Regions from separate parts of the Homo sapiens genome. Here region 2 is linked to region 1. Evidence: chromatin contacts called from ENCODE Hi-C or POLR2A ChIA-PET data. All regions are on one chromosome and are shown on one strand. Each heading gives the region's core, a stretch centred on a gene start or an enhancer-like site at or near the end of the contact. The rest is flanking DNA. Distances are from core to core; before and after follow the strand shown. Region 1 holds the start of TMSB4Y (thymosin beta 4 Y-linked). Region 2 has its middle 620 kb from the start of NLGN4Y-AS1.

Evidence for each region. Hi-C counts contacts between places; a loop is a spot of excess contacts on that map. ChIA-PET counts read pairs that join two places held with the same protein, here RNA polymerase II (POLR2A). Pooled maps may share reads with other maps.
Region 2: a loop to region 1 is called in a map of naive thymus-derived CD4-positive, alpha-beta T cell, with 13 times the contacts of the local background. The contact joins the enhancer-like site here to the promoter of TMSB4Y in region 1. A Hi-C loop is called at or near these places in 2 of 168 maps with a recorded cell type or tissue (both naive thymus-derived CD4-positive, alpha-beta T cell) and 4 of 50 pooled maps. POLR2A ChIA-PET finds 5 or more read pairs at or near these places in 1 of 52 experiments (CD4-positive, alpha-beta T cell).

The regions. Positions count from the first base shown.
Region 1 is chrY:13,702,615-13,705,343 of GRCh38, forward strand. TMSB4Y (thymosin beta 4 Y-linked) reads left to right here and starts at 1,285. Exons shown (of 2, transcript NM_004202.3): 1 at 1,285-1,821; 2 at 2,611-2,729. The coding sequence starts at 1,722. The coding sequence ends at 2,645.
Region 2 is chrY:15,423,408-15,426,107 of GRCh38, forward strand. No RefSeq gene overlaps it. Among named protein-coding and RNA genes, the nearest start is that of NLGN4Y-AS1, 620 kb to the left of the region's middle. Within about 2 kb of position 1,369, at least 4 of the 41 ENCODE cell types and tissues checked have a DNase peak (open chromatin) inside an H3K27ac peak, as active enhancers do.

The sequences.
Region 1 (2,729 bases), core at 35-2,534:
TATGCACCAGTCCGCAAGAGCAATTTTTACGCTCCTGTTGTAAAAGGGGAAAATGCGTTTTGAAGGAAGTGTTGGAAGGTGCTTTGCTCATTTTATCTTTCGCCATCGTTGTGGTTAGGGGGCAATGGTGCACCTAGGGTGGCGTTGGGGCTCCCCAACCGCCCGGCAGCTTTCAGACGCCCTTCCGAGACGTGGAGCGAAAGACTTAAGCGGGCCTGTGGGTGACATCAACTCATTTACATAGGAGGGCTATAAAGTAGCGCCTGCCCATCCCGTCCTGGCAACTCCGCGGTGGACACTGTGTAGACTAGATTTCACTCCCTTACGCGCCTGGCTTAGGTAAGCCCCAGGGCCCCTGCATCCTTACTCCTTCTACCCTCCCCTTCATGCCGCGCTTGCCCCTTCATTATTCGCGTCCCTGTGAAGACATCCCCTAAAGCCAAGCCGAGTGATTATCCCCGGGAAAGCTGCCTTGGGGAGGTGGGGATGCGAAACACCCTAGATGCTGGGTAATGCGGTGGGGAAATCGATGATTTAAGAACAAAGCAAATAAACCGGCGTTTATGTACTGCCGCTCGGAGGGTTCGTGTTAAAATTTCTTAGTGTGCCGAGGCGGGCGGATCACGAGGTCAGGAGATGAAGACCATCCCGGCTAAAACGGTGAAACCCCGTCTCTACTAAAAATACAAAAAATTAGCCGGGCGTAGTGGCGGGCGCCTGTAGTCCCAGCTACTTGGGAGGCTGAGGCAGGAGAATGGCGTGAACCCGGGAGGCGGAGCTTGCAGTGAGCCGAAATCCCGCCACTGCACTCCAGCCTGGGCGACAGAGCGAGTCTCCGTCTCAAAAAAAAAAAAAAAAAAAAAAAAAAAAAAAAAAAAAAAAAAAAAAAAAAAAAAAAATTTCTTAGTGTTTGCTCTCAAAGGTATTGTGCGTTGTCTTGGAGGCTGAGATGTGGGAACAGACAGATCCTTTGTTCTGAGGCTCACTCATCTCCCGAGCCCCGAGCCGTCTCCCAGCCTCAGACGGCTCTGCGGGCTGCATCTGTGCAGCCTGGCAGCGGCGGCGCTGCGCTGTGACATTTTCACAGCCCTTCTTGCAGAGGCATGTGTGCTAGGGATGCCGAAATGCCGAGAGCGCCGGCAGGACTAGCTTCCGGGCCGCGCTTTGTGTGCTGGGCTGCAGTGTGGCGCGGGCGAGGAAGCTGGTAGGGCGGTTGTCGCAAGCTCCAGCTGCAGCCTCCGCCTACGTGAGAAGACTAGAAAGCGGGCGCAGGACCAGGCCTGCGTTGTTTGCAGAGAGGCCGTGGCTACAAAATGGAAGTGCTTTTGCGACCTGGGCTCCATTTTAGGAATTCTTGCCCGATTTTAACCACTTGAACGCGGAAGTGGCTTTCCTATTCTCTTCCAAGCCAGCCTTTAATTTTAAACGCTGTAATTAACAGTTCACAGGGGTCAAATTCCTTTATTCCGGAACATTCCACTTTGAGAGGGATCTGTCCTCTTTGGTCCCCTGCGTTTTCAAATATTTGAGGAAAGGTGTCGCCTCTTTTTCTGTGGAAAGAGGAAGCTCATGAGCGCGAAACAGCAGGGGACGGAGGGCGAGAAGGGCTTTCTCAGGTTGCGGGTCGGAGGGCAGAAGCACAGTTCCCAGTACAGAGACCCGGACAGGTGGCTGTTTCTCACGCTCACTTTGGATTGCTCCCTACGGCTTCCTCCGCAGCCATGTCTGACAAACCTGGTATGGCTGAGATCGAGAAATTCGATAAGTCGAAACTGAAGAAGACAGAAACGCAAGAGAAGAATCCATTGTCTTCCAAAGAAAGTAAGCTCCGATCCTCCCCCATCTTTAGAAAGGCTGGAATGCGAGCGGGCGGTGGGAGGGCGGGAGACTGGGAGCTGCCACGGGAAGAATTCGGGAGGCAGGGGAGGGCGCTCAAGGAGCAGATAGTTGGTGAATGTGGCTTGCAAAGGTTAATTAAAAATCAGATAACTTTTAGTGCAGTAATCCCAACACTTCGGAAGACCAAGGCGGGGATCACCTGAGGTCAGGAGTTCGAAACCAGCCTGAGGAAACCTCGTCTCTACAAAAAATACAAAATTAACTTGGTTTGCTGGAGGGCGCCTGTAATCCCAGTTACTTGGGAGGCTGAGGCAGAAGCATTGCTTGAACCTGGGAGGGGAAGTTGCAGTGAGCCCAGATCCTGCCACTGCACTCTAGTATGGGTGACAGAGGGAGACTTCATCTCAACCAAAACAAAAACAAACAAAACAATAGGGCGATCCTTAAGGGGGAAGGTTGCATGAACACAGGGTTCATTAATTTAATAATGCAATATTTAATGCGCTATAATAATATACAAACACATTTATCACTGAAAATGTACGGCTATTTAATATACTCAATATACATTTTTTATTTGATTATGACATGCCTAGCTAGGTACACTTGCAGAACGTTTAGGATATGACAAGATGTTGCAAATGAAAGCCCCTTAATTCCATATTAGGCTGTACTGAAACCCCTTAATCATCCCATCCATATTAGGCTGTACTGAAACCCCTTAATCATCCCACTCCATCTTTTTCCTTTTCTGTTTTTTTCTGGTCGCAGCTATCGAACAGGAGAGGCAAGCAGGCGAATCTTAAACAGGCATGTGCCACCAATATCTACTGTACATTCTACAAGCATTGCTTTCTTATTTTACTTCTTTTACTTGTTTAACTTGGTTA
Region 2 (2,700 bases), core at 119-2,618, 1.7 Mb after region 1:
ATCCTCCTCCTGAACCCCATCGGTCTCTCTGATTACTTACCAATACCATCACATTTCTGGGAGCTCATCCAGGATTGGAGATTTACTGTCTCCTTTGCCTGTGGGACTAGAGCCCCAGGGCCAGGGGAAACCCAGCATCCAAGGCATGCCATGAGGGAGCTTCACCCAGATGGAAACCAGCTCTCCCCTGATCCCAGTGCCCTGGCCACTAGTGTAATGGAACCAGGGATGGAGCTGCAGGATGATACCAGCACTTCATAAACCATGGTAAGGAGTAAGAGCCCAAGGCAGCAAAGCCCATCCCATAGGGACAAAGGGGAGCCTGATCACCTGTTGGGGACTGACAATTAATCAAAGCTAGAGCATCTGGGGACAGCAGGAATGGCCTGCCAACTTGGATGAACCTCATGTCCCCACTAACAAAATGAAAGTGGTTCATTGGAACTGAAAAAAAGGAGAAAATGGGCCGATAGAGTGGCAAGTGCAGCAAGGCAGAGCTTGCTGTCAGGGTGGCAAGAGTAGCTTGCTACTCCAACTGGGAGTGTGTGGGTGCATGTGAACCTGCCCAGGACACAAAAGAGGCTCATTTAGTCTGATGAGGAGTCCTGCGGTAGGAGTGGTGTGTGTATTTGTGTGAATGTGGGAGTCTAACTGCAGTCAACCAGGACAGAAGAGACTTGTTTCACCCAGTGAGGAGTCCTGGGGCAGGGGAGGTGTGTGAAAGTATGTTAAAGAGATGGTCTCAGGAGAGGCCAACATTGGCAATGATGTGGGGAGGCACAAGTCCTTTAGCACAGGCTGTGTGCTCTGAGGTGAGTGTGGGAAAATCAGACCTAGGACATTGCATACAGGTGATAGGACCAGATCTGCAGCCACAGCAGGCTCTAACAGGAGAATGCATGTTCCTGGCTAAGCAGCATCTGAAACTCCCATAATAGGACCCGGTCTGATGGACCAGAGAGTAAAAGTGACAGTGAAAGTGCGATGCAAGAGAGAAAATGGGAGAGCAAGTGTCAAAACCAACTCCTTTGGAGTGCATGATAAAGAATTTTGAAAAAGCGTTTAGAGATAATTATAGGATAAGACTGGATGTTCCAAAGTTAAGGATATACTGTGAATTAGACTAGCCTTCTTTCAATGTCAGATGGCTGGCTGAAGGCACTACAGAGAAATTGGTCGTGTTTTAAGGTGGTGACTAGGGTTGGAGGATAGCCAGGGCATTCAGACCTAGTCTTCATATAGACTCATGGCTAAATGAATGCAGCATTGCCTAGCAGCTTATTGTAGAATGCTCGCAGCTCACGTTGAGAGAAATCAGCTGCACTGGCAACTACAGAGTTAAAGGGAAAGTCACAGAGGCTTGTAGCACGCAGAGCCAAAAGTGAAAGTAAAAATCAGCTGCCCTGGAAGCTACGGAGACAAAAGAAAAGTCTCAAGAAAGAGAAAACCGGCTTTGCAAGAACTATAGGAGGGAACAGAGACCCCTCCTCCCTACATTCCAATCTACCCCCCTTTACCAAGGCTAACTGCCCCTAAGGAGCTAAATTCAAACAGATACATGCTCCTAGTCTCACTTGAGAAGGAGAAATCAGAGCTCGGGAAGTTGTGAAAGTTTCAAAAAGTCAGGCCATCTCAGTTCTGACCATGCCAATGTTATGCTCATGTCTCTTAAGAGGACAAGGGGACCCCCACTAGGACCCAGATGATGCAGTCCAGCTTCAACACCTACAAAGTGCCAAGAAGTACTTCTGCAAAGGCTAAATGATGGTAAAAGAAAAGGCAACCAATATAAAAAGCTCAGAGGTGCTCCAACATGGAGATAAAAGCATCAGCCAGTGTTATAAAAGATTTTTAACAGCTGGAACTAAGAAATAAAGTACAAGGAAGAAATTCTACAGCTCTTAAATGCCGTATGGGACCCAAAAGAGGTGGCAGTGATGCACTGAAAGGGGCACCAAAAAGCAAGAACACTAAAGGCCAAAGAAAATAGAAAGGCAGACAGGGCAAAGAAAGCTTCAATGACAACTCCACGTTCTAAAGAGAAAGACTTAGCTATGCCTCTCCTCCTGGAGATTCCCCTCCCAGAGATCCCAAGCTACACTCTAGATGAAAAGTTTTGGTTTGGTCAGGAAACAGGGAAATATATTAAAAGTGAACGGTGGCTGTTCTCTGATGGGAGGCTAGCTGCCCCAGAGACAATAGCCCCAGATTTGTAAAATAGTTCCACCAAAGAACACACATTAGAAGCATGATCCTAGAGACTTTGATAGGTTGACATTTCTATGTGTCACAGCTCTCTGCCATCATGCGTGCTGTCTGCAAACAACGTCTATCCTGTGCCTGAAATAATCCAAAACAAGGACCTACTTGGCCCCAGGAGTTCAGGAAACAGAAGCCAGGCCCTGTGAAAAACTGCTGATGGATTTCACAGAATTGCCCTGAAAGGGGGCTATCAGTACCTGTTGGTGTTCATTTGCACCTTTTCAGGATAAGTCGAGGCTTTCCTCACCTGGACAGTGAAGGCACTAGAAGTGACCAAGTTGTTGTTAAGAGACATTATTCCCAGATTTGGACTGCCTCTAACTATAAGATCAGAAAATGGACCAACATTTGTGGCTGAAATAGTTCAGAACTCAACTATTAAAAATAAAGTGGGAGAAGATGGCCGAATAGGAAGAACTCCAGTCTACAGCTCCCAGC